Regions from separate parts of the Homo sapiens genome. Here region 2 is linked to region 1. The links are chromatin contacts, found by Hi-C or POLR2A ChIA-PET in ENCODE. All regions are on one chromosome and are shown on one strand. The core of a region is the stretch at or near the end of the contact, and the rest is flanking DNA. Distances in the headings are between cores, read along the strand shown. Region 1 overlaps VTI1A (vesicle transport through interaction with t-SNAREs 1A). Region 2 overlaps LINC02935 (long intergenic non-protein coding RNA 2935).

Region 1 (7,627 bases), core at 2,140-4,639:
CGGTTCTGGATGATTCTAGGAGACAGCAAAGGAGAAAAAACACACACAGATAAGTGGAAGGCCTTCCCACAAACGCCGTCCGAGGCCAGGTTGGCTAATCAAACGGCAGCTTTGCAGGTGGGGGTGGGGAGCGTGTGTGTGTGTGTGTGTGTGTGTGTGTGTGTGCGCGCGCGAAAGAGACATCACGCAGCTTTCTGGTTCTACAAACGATCCACGAGGAAACGAAAGGCTCCACATGATTGTCACGCTGCCCTCCGAGAAATGCTTACTGCAAAGCTAAGGCGAATCAAATGGCTTTCGAGGCTCAGAAAATCATGTAGCCTCTTTAAGTGATCAAGGGCCCCTTGCGAGCTTCTCTTTCTAATTTAAAAGGCGAGACAAGCCTCATTTTTTGCAGTGTTTCCTGTTAAAGTAAAATACTCCAAGGAAACACATGTCAGCAATGTACTTACCTGCACAAAAATACCTGGGGAAAAGTAAAACAGAGACTAAGGAAGAAAAGGATGGGATTAAGAAACAAGTGTCAAATGTGCAGCTTAGGCTGTGAAACCATCATCTGTCAGTGTGGCTCACGCTCCGTTACGCTAGGAGGAAACGTTACATTTGCTCCATAGCAAAAAAGATGGAAATGAGAAATATACAATGTACTCAAGGTGCCTGTTGTGCGTCTGTTGCTGGGCCTTTACCTCCAGGGATTCTACCTCCCTGGGTTCTGGCTGGGCTGCACGCTGATGGGGAACCAGCAACTTAGAAGGGGGACCAGAGTGGAGACACACGCTCCCAGATGCCTGCAGAGAGCTTCTGATGAGGTTGTTTCATAATTTGTTACCTCATTCGGAGAAAAGAGGTCGAACATCAGAATGCTTTGTTGAGAGTTTCAAAGGGAACCTAGGTCAAACAGCCGTGCCCACGCTCGCTCTCACAGAGCTGCACGGAAATAGAGACATGAGCTGGCTGGCAGTCTAGCCAGCTATCTGTCCAGCTTAAAACCCCACGGCAAACCCCATCCAACCCTCCTCCAAATACCAAGCAGCAAAAGGCCTGCTGCCCTACTCCAGTCACCAAACACTGGACATGGGTCTTCCATGGGGAGGAGCTGGGGAGATGAAGCTGGGCTCCCCACGGAACAGAGACCCCACACCCCTACTTTGTATCTTCACACACAAAAAAATCTTTGCAGGGTATTTTCTACTTCCTAGATGAGTTTATTTCCTGGAAGGATGACATCAGGTTGTAGTTTTAGTCAGATTCCTCCTCACCCATCCCCTTCTTCTCCAAACCTAAACGGTTGAATGGAAACTGTCTTATCAGACCAACCCACTCCCTCGTGGCCCCCTAAAAGGACGAGCTCTCTCTCCTCCTGACAGGTAACAAAATGATCACATTTGCTGACACGTCTTCCGCAAAACTGCCTTAGTGCCTCTGTCCACTCTCCTCGCAGGAGATGAATGGTCCACTTGGTCCTCATTTATCACTCAAGGCTTGGCTAAGATCTGTCTCGTTTAGTTCTTCCCTTCCCCACTAGAAAGTCTGCACTCCGACATTAATTCTTCTGTGATGACAGCTAATTCAGACTTAACAGGCCACACTTACTCAAGAGGCAGGAAGATTCTCTGTCCCCCAAATAAATAAATAAAAACAGGACTTCATGGCTTATGATAGTGAGGCTAATTATCAACACTGATCGGTGCTACTTGGTGGCTCTGTTTAAAACCCAAATTGATTTTTTCCCCCTTTTCTCTGGGAGGGACAGGAGCCTTCAGAATGGTCCCTACACATCCCATTTGCCCAAGTCACTGTCAAAATCTCTATTTACCACAGTCACCCGCATCAGACTTGCAAAGGAAATCAGCAAAATTGAAACTCAGCAGTGAAACAGATTAAAAGCATGAAAACTCTTTAAAATTCTGCCTTAAGTAATCTACAGTAGTGTGTCTCTTGTACAGCTTGGTTGACAACCATTTTATTTGTGGGTTGAGGGCCCCAAGGCATCCATGATGCTAATTTAGAAAGGATTAACTGTGGGTGTTACTTGTTCAATCTGAGGCATGGTAAGAAATATGAATACACAGGAATCCTTAAATCCTCAGCTCTTCCCTAACCTTCCTAATTGGGCTTCACCCCCTCCTTGGTGCACCCACAGGGCCTGGTGGCTTCCCCTCCACCGCCCGCTCTGTTGCTTCCAAGGGCCCAACCTGTGTGGACTGGGACCATGTGGAATTCACCTCTACCACCCCAGCACATGGCACAGTCGCGTTGCACACAGGTACTCAAAAGAGAACTGCCCAAAGAGTGATCGTGAAAGAATGCAGTCTCTGGTAACTGTAATCTTCCATTCAAAGGAGAATGGAGAAGTCTGTGCAATTAATTTGCAGGAAAATCTCAGGAAGTCTGCATGGAAAAGGTTAAAGTTCAAAGTTGAAGCAAGCCCCGTCAAAGATGAAACTTCCTACCATCACGCCTTCTCAGCACTACTTGGTCTTCCCCCTGAAGCTAGAAGGAACTCCTTTGTGCTGGGTGGGGGCGGGGTGTCAGCAGGAAAGGGCATTTGCTTTCAAACCAAATGCTGGCAGACATTTGGGAGGAAGAGTAGAAGGGGATGGGGAAAGAGTTGGAATAGAGAGAGCTCTAAGCAAGCTTGACTGGCTGGGCCATCCACCCCAACCTTGGACCTCAAAGGAGTTGTGCAAATGTGATACCCCTCAGGACCAGAAAAGTGAACTGTCAGGGCATCTGGGTGGATAGGACTGAGCCAGTTTGGAAGGGGGAAATACAGGCTGGCATTGGTGGGCCCCATCTGTGAGGAAGCTTAGTTGCAATCGCAGCCAGGGGCTGCCGGCCTGTATTGCTGTAGGCAAAGCAGAAAGGAATGCAGAGCTCGGAGACAATCAGAAAAACCAGCTAGGCCAAGGGGTTCCCAGCTAGTGAGATGGCAGCGAAGGAACTTGGGGAGAAGCCCAAAGTAACTTCCTCCTAACTTTGGGCAAGGGGAGGGCTTTATGTTGAACTAGGTCTGCAGCAAGCCGTCTTAATCTCCCTTTTGAAAATGCAAAGTGTGTTTACCCAGTAAATAATTTAAGAAAGAATATACACTTGAAAGAAGACATCCATTGAAACAGCCAGGCTAAATTGCCTCCAGGCAAAAACTTGTGCATTTGCATGCTGCATTCTATTAAGTGAGCACACTGTGGCTTTAAAAGAATGCAGAGCCAAAATAAAAGGAATGTGGGCCCGAAACATCAAGGATTCTCCAAGTTTACATTATGAATCACAGTGCTGTTGATACAAGATGAATTAACCATTTACTTTGAGGCTGAACTCACAAAGTACTATTGAAAGTACTGATCCCCATGTGGAACTCAGGGAGCGGTTAATCTTTCCATTGCCAGTCTCCTCCCAGCCTGGAAACGAGCTCCTGCGTGTGGCAGCCGGAATCACAGAAGGCTGGTTCCAGTGCAGGGGACAGGCGCGGCACTGCACCTGGCACAGTTCTCTGCTCTTGCTCGAGGAGCCCAGGAATTCCACTGGAACAGGCATTACGAGTGTTCTCCAATAGCCAGTTCTCCTCTACTTCCAGGCATGGACTGCACTCTTTTTTTTTTTTTTTTTTTTTTTTTTTTTGAGACGGAGTCTCGCTCTGTCGCCCAGGCTGGAGTGCAGTGGCGCAATCTCGGCTCACTGCAAGCTCCGCCTCCCGGGCTCACGCCATTCTCCCGCCTCAGCCTCCCGAGTAGCTGGGACTACAGGCGCCCGCCACCACGCCCGGCTAATTTTTTTTGTATTTTTAGTAGAGACGGGGTTTCACCGTGGTCTCTATCTCCTGACCTCGTGATCCGCCCGCCTCGGCCTCCCAAAGTGCTGGGATTACAGGCGTGAGCCACCGCGCCCGGTCTGCACTCACCTTAATGTTAGGCTTGGTCATGGAACTAGCTTTGGCTAAAGAAATGAGAGCAAAAGTTCTGAGTGTCACTGCCAGCTGGAGGCATCTAACTTCCAGTGTTTGTCTCTCTAGCGGGCTCTTCCTGCGGTTTTGATTTGGGGAGGGAGGGGCTGTATTGTTCCAGAGAGTACAAGTTATAGGATGGTGGTAACATCTTCTGCCTGGATCCTGCAGTCATTATGTAAAGGGCCACTGTCCTGGAGATGCACCTGGACTCCCAGTGGACTTGCGTTAAGCCATTGAGGACTGGGGGTTGTCACTGCCGAATACCATAAGCTCTTTTACCCTGAGTGATAACGCTACCGTCCGCCTCTCAGACAAGACGAGGCATCTGGCCAAGCCAAGAGAGGCTCTGGTTTCATGTATTTCAGAAGCTAAGGTATGATGAAGACTGATAAGATTTTTTTTTTCTTGAAGAACAGGTTTTTGCCTCTTGGTTTTCAAAAGCTGGGAACCTCTTCTGACCTCTTGGTCACAACACTTTTCACTGAAGAATCAGGAGCTTCTTCCAGCCAATGCTCCTGTGTATTGATGACTGATGATATCATGCGTGAGGCCTCACCAGGCCTAGCCAGGCATCCGCTTCCTGTGTACAGCAGATCTACAGTGGCTGCGTTCGTTTCCCTATTCCAAACAGCTGATGCTACCCCAGCTCCAGGGGTACAGCTGTGACTGAGGCTGAGATGGTCAGTACATTCCATGCCCCTGGCCATGGTAACTGGACCAGGAGCAGGCTTGTGACTTAAGTCCATCCAACAGAGTGGATCTCAGCAACTTTGCTTGAAATGCGGGGTCACCTGGACAGTTTGGTGTGTGGATGTCAGGCTGGATCCACTGCAGGCCTTTTGATTCATTGAGGGAAGCCAACCTAAGAAAGAAGCTGACCCACAGTGGGCAGAGAAATAGAACCCCAGTCCTGAAGACAGAGAACTTTAATTTTTAACTTTTTTTTTTTTTTTTTTTGAGATGGAGTCATTCTCTGTCTCCAGGCTGGAGTGCAGTGGTGCGATCTCAGCTCACTACAACCTCCCCCTCCCAGGTTCAAGTGATTCTCGTGCCTCAGCCTCCCAAGTACTTGGGATTACAGGCACCTGCCACCATGTCCAGCTAATTTTTGTATTTTTAGTAGAGATGGGGTTTCACCGTGTTGGCCAACCTGGTTCCAAACTTCTGACCTCAGGTGATCTGCCCATCTTGGCCTCCCAAAGTGCTGGGATTACAAGTGTGAGCCACCATGCCAGGCCGACAGTGAACATTTTTTTTTTTTTAAATCAAACCACCCTTTCTTTGGACTTTAACTTATATGAGAAAATAAACTGACTTTATTTTCCAAAGTCAGTTTGAATTGGGTTTTCTGTTATTTATGACCAAAAAGCATTTTTAGGTTGAGTCACCCTGATTCCAAAACCAGGTCCTTGATCTACGGCATATGTGCATTCTTCCCTCCTCTTCCAAGAGGCATTTCCTGGCTATGTCCCTCTCGTATTCTCCTATCTCCCTACACATCTCTCTTTCCAGTACATTGACTACAGTCCCCAGTAAAAAGTGGACCTTCCACAGTCCGAATTTCTTTTGTCTTTTGTATCCCTGATGCCTAACACACAGCTTGGCATAAATGTTCTCAAAACATGCTTGCTGAGTGAAGAAATGAGAGACTCTACCTACACGTGCTCAGGGTCACGTGGTTATTGCTCTCCTGGTTTCTAAGGACTGCTTGTAGATAAGCACAGCTTTAGGACTTAGCTGTTAGCCACTGTCCCATTAAGGATGCCAGCGGAGTCCCAACTTTTTTACAAGCCTGTGTTCATTAGCTGGAGAGTGGCAGACACTTTACAGGTTCAGAGCAGCATCCTGTACCTGCCTTCCTGCCTGGCCGACTGGCCCTGAATAACGATGCCCCACTTTTGGGGTCTGACAGAACAGTAACAATTAGCAACCGTGAGAGCATAGGATAAATTCTGAGCAGAGGAACCCGGATCTGCTTCTCTCTAGGCACTTCCCAAAACATGGGCCAAGGGAAAGCTCTTTAAATTCTATATCCAATTCAACGTTACTATTCACCAGAAAGAAATGAAAACAGGAGTAGGAGAAACAGTTAATTGTCATCTGCCTCAAACACTCACTTTAATTGGAAGGGTTATTTTCAGAGCTGGGGACATGTTTGCCTCTGAGCTAGAGCTGTGCGGTTATCATGCTGCCTGATAATGCCCATCTTGGGTCTTCTATGTCCTGCATCTCTAGGAGTAATCCTCAGCCCCATCGCGAGAATTCAGGGAGGCTGATCCCACTCTGATTCCACAGATGGACATATGGCCCAGGCAGGCCCAGCCAATGACAGCTCTCTAGCTCTTGCACTACCATTTGCTCAAGGATTGGTCTGCCACTCAAGCCAGATGGAATTCCTCTTGGGATTCTTCCTGGAAAATCAAGAAAAAGATACTGTCTTTACTGAGATTGACTGTCAGGACAGTGAGAACCTGGAGCTGCCAAGGACCATTCTTACTACCATACCGGACGAGGCTGCCTGAAAGAAGCCGACACCAGAGGAATGCAGAGCCGAGAGATAAAGAAAAAGAGACGGATTCCTGAAGACATATTTGAACCCCTGCTTCCTGCTGTGTGCCTGAAACCTGAAGAGTCACACTTCAGCTTCCCAGTTACAGGAGCCAAACAATTCCCCATTGACTGCAGCAAGTATGGTTGGGGATTCTCTCGCTTTCTTTTTTTTTTTTTTTTTTTTGAGATGGAGTCTCGCTTTGTCGCCCAGGCTGGAGTGCAGTGGCGCAATCTCAGCTCACTGCAACCTCCACCTCCCGGGGCCAAGTGATTCTCCTGCCTCAGCCTCCTGAGTAGCTGAGATTACAAGTGCTGCCACCACGCCCAGCTGATTTTTGTATTTTTAGTAGAGATGAGGTTTCACCATGTTTGCCAGGCTGTTCTTGAACTCCTGACCTCAGGTGATCTGCCCACCTCAGCCTCCCAAAGTGCTGGGATTACAGGCATGAGGCACTGCACCCAGCCTCTTACTTTAAATCATACTGATTGTACTGGATTGAACAGTGTCCCTGCAAATTCATGAGGTTCCACCTGGAACCTCAGAATGTGATCTTATTTGGAAATAGGGTCCTTTTTATTTTTTATTTTTAAGAGACAGAGTCTTGGCCTATTGCCCAGGCTGGAGGGCAGTGGTGCAATCACAGCTCACTGCAGCCTTGAACGCTTGGACTCAAGTGATCGTCCCACCTCAGCCTCCCAAGTAGCTGGGACTACAGGCATGCACCACCGCACCTGGCTAATTTTTAAATTTTTTGTAAAGACAGGGTCTCACTATGTTTCCCAGGCTGGTCTTGATCTCCTGGCCTCAAGAGATCCTCTTGCCTCGGCCTCCCAAAGTGCTGGGATTACAGTCATGAGCTCCATGCTGAGCCACCACCATGCCCAGCCTGGAAAGAAGGTCTTTGTGGATGTGATTCATTAGAGATCTTTTTTATTTTTATTTTTTATTTTTTTTGAGACGGAGTTTCACTCTTGTTGCCCAGGCTGGAGTGTAATGGTGCAATCTTGGCTCACTGCAATCTCCGCCTCCCAGGTTCAAGTGATTCTCCTGCCTCAGCCTCCCAAGTAGCTGTGATTACAGGCGTGTGCCACCACGCCCAGCTAATTTTGTGTTTTTAGTAGAGATGGGGT
Region 2 (7,627 bases), core at 1,966-4,465, 87 kb before region 1:
CAAACTCTCTGCTCTTTCATGCTACTTCTGAAAGGACCTGAAATCTTTCTGACAAATGAATAGTGTATTTGTCTTCTCACCAAGATGGAGACTTCCATTTCCTTTCTTTTCTATAGTAGCCATTTTTCATTTGTCACGGGAGCCCCAGTAAGAACCTAAGTACTGATGCAAGCATATAACTCATATTCTCCAAACCTTAGCCTTTGTGCACTGGCTACTAACCCATGGTGGTCATGACATTATGAGACTTCATAAACACCCACCTCATTCCATAGAGCACATAGTAGACAAGGGCTCAGGGAGAGAGCAGATGCACCTCTGGATTTTTCCACTGCAAGGATTATTACATAGTCTCACTCATTAACAACCCTATGAGGTGGATGTTGCCAGACCCCTTTTACCATTGGGAAAACTGAGGCTTATAGAGCTTAGCATTTGGGAGGATTTGGGAGCAGGTAGTTTATTCAGGAGGCGATCCCAGGAAGCACCAGTAAGGGAGCAGGGAAGGAAGAGACATTGCAGGTGCTGTTATGGACAACTGAGGCTTCATCCTGCTGGGGGCCTTCCGAGGAACCAGTGCTTTGTGTCATCTCTTGTCCCCAAAGGGACGAGGAAGCTGAGATGCTTAGCCAACAGCCTCTGGCCCTCTTTGGGGGATGCCTTCTCTGGAGGGGTTAAATCTAGGGCACTCTGCTTGCCCTACTCAAGATTGAGCAAGTTCTCTTGGAACCAAGGGGAGACCCTGGGCACTTGAGGGTGGAGACTGTCAGCAGGCACAGGGAATGGCGGGTGACCTTGAAGGTGAGCCAGGGGAATATGGGGCGTGTTTGATCAAGGTCATACCTGCCCAGGGTCTTGCTGAGAGGAGAAGGAGCCAAACTGGGATTCAAATGCAGGTCTAGGCCGGGTGCGGTGGCTTACGCCTGTATTTCCAGCACTTTGGGAGGCCAAGGCAGATGGAGCGCTTGAGCCCAGCAGTTTGAGACCAGCCTGGGCAACATGGTAAAACACTGTCTCTACAAAAATACAAAAATTGGCCAAGCATGGTGGCTCCTGCCTGTAGTCCCAGCTACTTGGGCGGCTGAGGTGGGAGGGTCACTGAAGCCTGGGAGGTTGAGGCTGCGGTAAGCTGCAATCACGCTACTGCACTCCAGTCTGGGTGACAGAGGGAGACCCTATTTCAAATAAAGAAATAAAAGCAAAACCAAAAACAAATGCTAGCGTGTTTAATGCCAAAACTCATTTTCCTTCTGTGACACCAATCACTTAAGCCCAGTGAAGGAGTTAAAGTCCACACACCAGCCGGGCACAGTGGCTCATGCCTCTATTCCTAGCACTTTGGGAGGCTGAGGTGGGCGGATCACCTGAGGTCAGGAGTTCGAGACCAGCCTGCCCAACATGGTGAAACCCCATCTCCACTAAAAATACAAAAAAAGAAAAAGAAAAAAAAATTAGCCGGGCAAGATGGTGGGTGTCTGTAATCCCACCTACTTGGGAGGCTGAGGCAGGAGAATTGCTTGAGCCTGGGAGGCAGAGGTTGCAGGGAGCCGAGATTGCACTATTGCACTCCAGCCTGGGAGACAAGACCAAGACTCTGTCTCAAAAAAAAAAAAAAAAAAGTCCACAGACCTTGGAGGTGGACTGGGTAGGCTGGTGAGAAGAGTAGGGGTCAAAGATAGGTTGTCACCTAGGGTGGAGGCCTGTCTAGTCCTAACAAGGGCAAGAGGTGCTGTCATTAGCATCTCCTGCACACTCAGGAGCATAGAAAAGCCCCTGTCCCAAATGTAATTACCAGCACTTAGAGTGTGAGTGGAGGCAGGATCTATGAGTAGCAAAATACACAAGGGACGCAAGAGTCACACTTTCCAGATTAAAGAATGAAGGACAAGATGTGGAATAGCCTGGGATGATATTAATGACACTAACCACTGCTTCCTCCACATTTTGAACTTTTCTGAAGCACCAAGCTACATCTTTACATATCCCAGGGTCAGCCACATTTTCTGCAAAGGTCTAACAGGTAAATACCTTAGGCTTTGAGAGCTGCAGGGCCTCTGCTACTCAGCTCCACTGTTGTAGCATGCAAACAGCCATGGACAATCAGTCATTCAAAGGGGGTGGCTGTTTTAAAAACTTTATATAAAGAGACAAAAACAGGCACCTGCTAGATTTGGCCCACACGCCATAGTTTGCTGACCCCTGACATGTACTGTGTCTAATCCTGGCAACAACTCTCCCAAAGCAGTTTTGTTGACTCCATTTTATAGCTAAGTAAACTGGTTCAGAGAGGTTAAGTAACTGTGTGAAGTCACACAGCAGGTAACTACCAAGCCGGAATGGAGACCCAGGTGTGATTCCCAAACTGATGCTACTTATGTCTCGACTTGAGATCAGCCTGATGACATACTTGTGCTTCTGTGAAGCCCTGTGGGGGGATTCCAAACACCCAGGATGACAGACCCCAGGCTTCTGCCTCCCTGCCTGCGGCTCCGGAAGAAAGCTAGAGGCCCTCTACTGCTGTCACCCAGATGCCACATCTCCTCAGGAAGGAGAGGTCCAGAGCCAAGCTCAGGCATGGCCAGTGTTACATAGCTGGAGGCCTGTCTTGGCATCAGCCGCCTGGCGCCCAGTTAAACTTTTGACTTCCCAAATTGGAGAAGTTGAAAGTTCTGCTGGGCATTTTTTTTTTAGGGAAACATTTTTTGGTGTTAATTATTTACCAGAAATGGGTCTGTTTCTCTTTCTCTCTTTCTCATTCTTCCCCGCTCCTGGAATTATCTTCCCTTCAGATTCCCTCCTAACAAAGAGTTAACACTGGGGTAAGAGGCATTTAGTGGCTTCTCTTTCCAGACAAAGGAAAGCTAAAGTGTGGTTAGGGAGAGAACTGGGGGCTCTGGAAGCTTTTCCCTGGAGAAGTTGCTTCCCATTGGCCCGACCTAGCTACCTTGCATCTGATGTATAATTTAGCGATCCATTTCCTGCCACCCACCCAGCGTCGTCTGTTATCTGTGGGTATTTATCGACCCTTTCCCCAAGAAACTGCCTGGAATAGAGATGGGGAAGCCTGACAATCCCATTGTCCGAGAAGTTAAACATTAAGTTGGGCTCAAAGTTTGCTCCCCACCCCCACCCCCTGCTGCCCTTAAATTCCCTTTGGCCACACCTCCTTGCCAGAGCGTGAGGTGCTAATGGCCAGATTTACATCTGTGTAAATCCGAGCTGCGGGCACTAATGAGGCCTGAAGTGGAGGGAGCGGACTGGGGTGGAAACCCGGCTTACTCTACACAAGCCCTGTCAGAGACGCCCAAAACGGAACCCCAGGCCCAAACCCCGCCTCCAGAGTCGAGGCAGCAGGGAAAGAGTTAAACAAGAGGCAAGTGACTCAACGCGCTGCTGCCCTCTCCCTGGAAGCACCTTTCCCCAAGTCCCACAGCGCAAGGGCTTAGCCCAGGACCATGCATAATTGATGACGTCAGCGAGGCCCGATTTCCCCAAGCTGGTCATGATAGTGAATATTCACCTCATCCTAGGCAAGGGCAGAGCACCCTAATCCGGGTCACTGAGCGTCCATCTCAGTCCAGCATTTTGGGGACAAAGGCTCCCACGGCAAGAGCTGGGGTGGAGAAGGGGCATCCATGGGCAGCAGTACCCAAGTTGGTTTCAAGTCAGACTGATGGGGGGTCAGTTTCTTCTCCACAGCTTACTTACTTGCTCTGTGACCTTGAGAAAGTCACTGTCACTTCCTAAGCTGTTTATCCCTATCTGTAAGGTGAAGACGATAATAATTCTACCTCACTTGTAGAGTGTTGGGAAGATGACCTGAGCTAGCACGTGTGAGTGCTTTGCATGGTACCTGGCACAGGGGTGCTCAGTGACTTTATCCATTGCTTTCTTTTTCTTTTTTTCTTCTGAGATGGAGTTTCGCTCTTGTCACCTACGCTGAAGGGCAATCTCCGCCTCCCGGGTTCAAGCGATTCTCTTGCCTCCGCCTCCCAAGTAGCTGGGATCACGGGCATGTGCCACCACGCCTAACTAATTTTTGTATTTTTAATAGAGATGGGGTTTCACCATGTTGGCTAGTCTGGTCTCGAACTCCTGACCTCAGGTAATCAACCCGCCTTAGCCTCCCAAAGTGTTGGTATTACAGGCATGAGCCACCATGCCTGGCCTTATCTGTTTATTTCTAAATGGATGGCCCTAAAGGGAAGTCAGGATTGACAGATGGCAGGAAGACACAGGAATTTGGTAGAAAAGGAACTAAAGAAGTTTTTAATTAAAAAAATTATTTGTATATATTAATGGGGTACAAGTGCAGTTTTGCTACATTGACATATTGCATTGTGGTGAAGTGAGTGCCTTCAGTACCTCCATCATTGGAGCAATGCACATTGCACCCACCAAGCAACCTCCCAGCATCCATCCACTCCCACCCCCTCCACCTCTCTGAGTCCCCATTGTCCATCATTCCACACTCTCCTTCCATGGGTACACATTGTTTAGCTCCCATTTATGAGTGACAGCATGTGGTATTTGTCTGTGCCTGGCTTATTTCACTTAAGATAATAAGCCATCCATGTTGCTGCAAAAGACAGGATTTCATTCCTTCTTTATGGCTGAGTAGTATTCCACTGTGTGTGTGTATATATATATCATATATCATATATATGTGATATATATATAACATGATATATATACATGATATATATAACATGATATATATACATGTATATATAATGACATATATACATACATGTATATATACATATATAACGTGTATATATATACACGATATATATATATACTGTATATAATATCACGTTAAAAAAAAATCCAGTCCTCTGTTGATGGACACTTACGTTGATTCTGTATCTTTCTTATTGTGAATAGTGCTGTGATAAACAGAAGAGTGCAGGTATCATTTTGATATAATGATTTCTTTTCCTTTGAGGAGATACCCAGTAGTGGGATTGCTGGATGGAATGGTTGTTATTTTTTTAGTTCTCTGAGAAATCTGCATATTATTTTTCATAGAGGTTGTATTAATTTACATTCCCACTGTCAGGGTATAAACGTTCCCTTTTCTCTGCGTCTTTGCCAACCTCTGTTATTTTTTGTCTTCTTAATCATAGCCATTCTGATTGGTGTAAGATGATATCTCATTGTGGTTTTAATTTGCATTTTTCTGATGATTGGTGATGTTAAAACTGGAGAATTAAAAAAAAACCCTCCAGGCACGGGCCAGTGCAGAGTCTGGAGGCCATGCTTAGCTCTCCCATCTGGGGGATGCCCTTGGTTTAAACTCTCTGAGCTCAGTTTCTGCATCTGTAAAATGGGAGTGTGGGGGATGCTTACCCTCCTGCCCTGGAGGTTGGAGATGAGCTTCATGTGAGCTAAGGAGTGTGAATGAGCTTTGGAACCCACAATCCCTTCACGAGATGGTTAATTTTATGTGTCAACGTGACTGGGCTAAGGGATACCCAGATAGCTTGTAAAACATTATTTCTAGGAGTGTCTGTGAAAGTGTTTCCAAAAAGCTTGACTATTTGAATCAGTAGACTGAGTAAAGAAGATGGCATCATGTAATACATGGCCTGAATAGAACAAAAAGGCAGAAGAAGGGATATCACTCTCTTCTTGAGCTGGGCCATCAAACTTCTCCTGCCCTTGGACATTGGAGCTCTTTGTTTTCGGACTTTCGGACTCAGACCAGGACTTACACATTAGCTGTCTGACTCTCAGACCTTTGGACTCAGACCAAGTGACATCACCAGCTTTCCTGATTCTCTAGCTTGCAGACAGCAGATTGTGGGACTTCTTGACTTCCATAATTATATGTGCCAAGTCCCACAATAAATCGCTTCCTCTATCTATCTATCTATCTATCTATCTATCTATCTATCTATCTATCTATCATCTATCTCTCTACCTATCTATCATCTCTCTAGCCATCCATTCATGTCTGTATCTCCTACTGGTTCTATTTCTCTGGAGAACCCTGACCAATAACACTTCAGAAATGCAAGGGATTGTTATGGATATCAAGGTATCCATTGCAGTGTGTTCCTGATAATAATGATGGTGGTGATGATACTGACAGCACAAACTCCAAGTTCTCAGGGTCAAGAACTGCTCCTTCTTTGTCACCCTCAACTCCTCCCCAAGACAAGCACAGAGAGGAGCTCAGGACACAATTCACACACACATTTGAACCAGTTCATGTAATGGATCAGCACCACCTCTATGGCTGCATACAAAGACAGACAAAAGCAAGGCAGACCTGCGCTGCCTTCCCAGGCAGAACTGTTCCTCCCCTATATGAGCATCTATTATTCTAGTCCCTCTGCTGACCGCCTGATTCCTTGTAGGTGCTCAATAAATGTGGTTGGATGAACGAAGCATATTACTATTACCAGTTCAGTTCTCTGCTACACACTTTCATAGTTCATTTCCTCTGTAGAAGAATTATTCATTCTTTTTTTAAATTTTTTTATTTTTTGGTCATTGTGATGATTTTAAAAATGGTCACCAATACTTTGATATTCCTTCCACCGAAATGTGGGGCTTTGTCCCCTCCTCTTGGACCTGGGCAGACTAGTGACTGCTTTGACCAATTGGGTACGAGATATAAATGAAACCTTGTGACTCTGCCCCTCATTCTCTCAGTGCTCCCTTTCAAAATGTGTCCCCTGGGGACACAGCCACTAGGCTGTGAGAAGCTGGGGCCACCTGGGGAGGCCACATGCAGTGCTCCACTGCACAGTCCCAGCTTAGCCTGACTCTCCACTCATCACAGTCCAGATGCCACATGCATGAGTGATGAAGCTCCAGGTGATTCCAGTTGATCCCACTTGTCCTCATCACCCCTAAGTTGCACATCTTCTAGCCGATTCCCGAAACATGTGGAACAGAGACAAGCCATGCCCTCTGGGCCTGTCTGAGCTCTTGACCATAGACTCTGTGAGCATAATAAGGTGATGGTGGTTTTCTAGGAGGAAGCTGTGGGTGATCTGCTGTGGTAACTGGAATCTCCTTAGCTTGCATGTCTGCTACTGAAGTGTCAGCTCTCTGAGGGCAGAGTGCAGGTCTGGTTTGCTCACTACTCCTTCAGGGATGGGACTAGGGTGGGGTCAACCGAGTGCCTATGGCACAAACTTTAAAAAGGTGCTCACCTTCAGGACTGTGGGAGTTCAGGGTGAGTGCCTGAGAGCCAGTGCCTCCTTAGATGCCGTGCCTTGGGTGCCCTTCCTGCCTCACCCTCTTTCTGGCCCTGATCCCTGGAGACCAGCAGAGTGCCTGGCCCATAGTAGGCACTCAATAAAGATTAAATGAATCAATTAGTGAAGGAATAAAAGAAACGGACCCTGAAATGATATCTTCCTTGAGGTGGTAATGAAAAGAAGCAGCACTAGACTTGGAATCAGAGGGAGATAAATTCAAATCTCAGTGTTGTGGCTTCCTCACCACAGAAACACGAGCAAGTTGCTTAGCTTCTCAGAGCCTTGCCAAACCCCAAAAACAAAGAGCCTCAATCCAACTCAACCAGAGCCCGAAATTCATCTTTTGGCGGTATGCATTTTTAACAGTTACCCCTCAACTGACACATCTTTTTCCCCCTTAATGGGGAAAT

Evidence for each region. A loop is a pair of places that touch in the nucleus more often than their neighbours do. ChIA-PET counts read pairs that join two places held with the same protein, here RNA polymerase II (POLR2A).
Region 2: a loop to region 1 is called in a map of Caco-2, with 6 times the contacts of the local background. The contact joins two enhancer-like sites. A Hi-C loop is called at or near these places in 1 of 168 maps with a recorded cell type or tissue (Caco-2). POLR2A ChIA-PET finds 5 or more read pairs at or near these places in 4 of 52 experiments (A549, A673, HCT116 and 1 more).

The regions. Positions count from the first base shown.
Region 1 is chr10:112,807,678-112,815,304 of GRCh38, reverse strand. VTI1A (vesicle transport through interaction with t-SNAREs 1A) reads right to left here. Exons shown (of 8, transcript NM_145206.4): 8 at 1-15. Among named protein-coding and RNA genes, the nearest start is that of LINC02935, 80 kb to the left of the region's middle. RefSeq lists enhancers at 2,355-3,054, 3,055-3,753, 3,754-4,454. Within about 2 kb of position 3,389, at least 13 of the 41 ENCODE cell types and tissues checked have a DNase peak (open chromatin) inside an H3K27ac peak, as active enhancers do.
Region 2 is chr10:112,894,564-112,902,190 of GRCh38, reverse strand. All of the region lies in intron 1 of LINC02935 (long intergenic non-protein coding RNA 2935), which reads right to left. Among named protein-coding and RNA genes, the nearest start is that of LINC02935, 7.3 kb to the right of the region's middle. RefSeq lists enhancers at 427-927, 2,515-3,327. Within about 2 kb of position 3,215, at least 5 of the 41 ENCODE cell types and tissues checked have a DNase peak (open chromatin) inside an H3K27ac peak, as active enhancers do.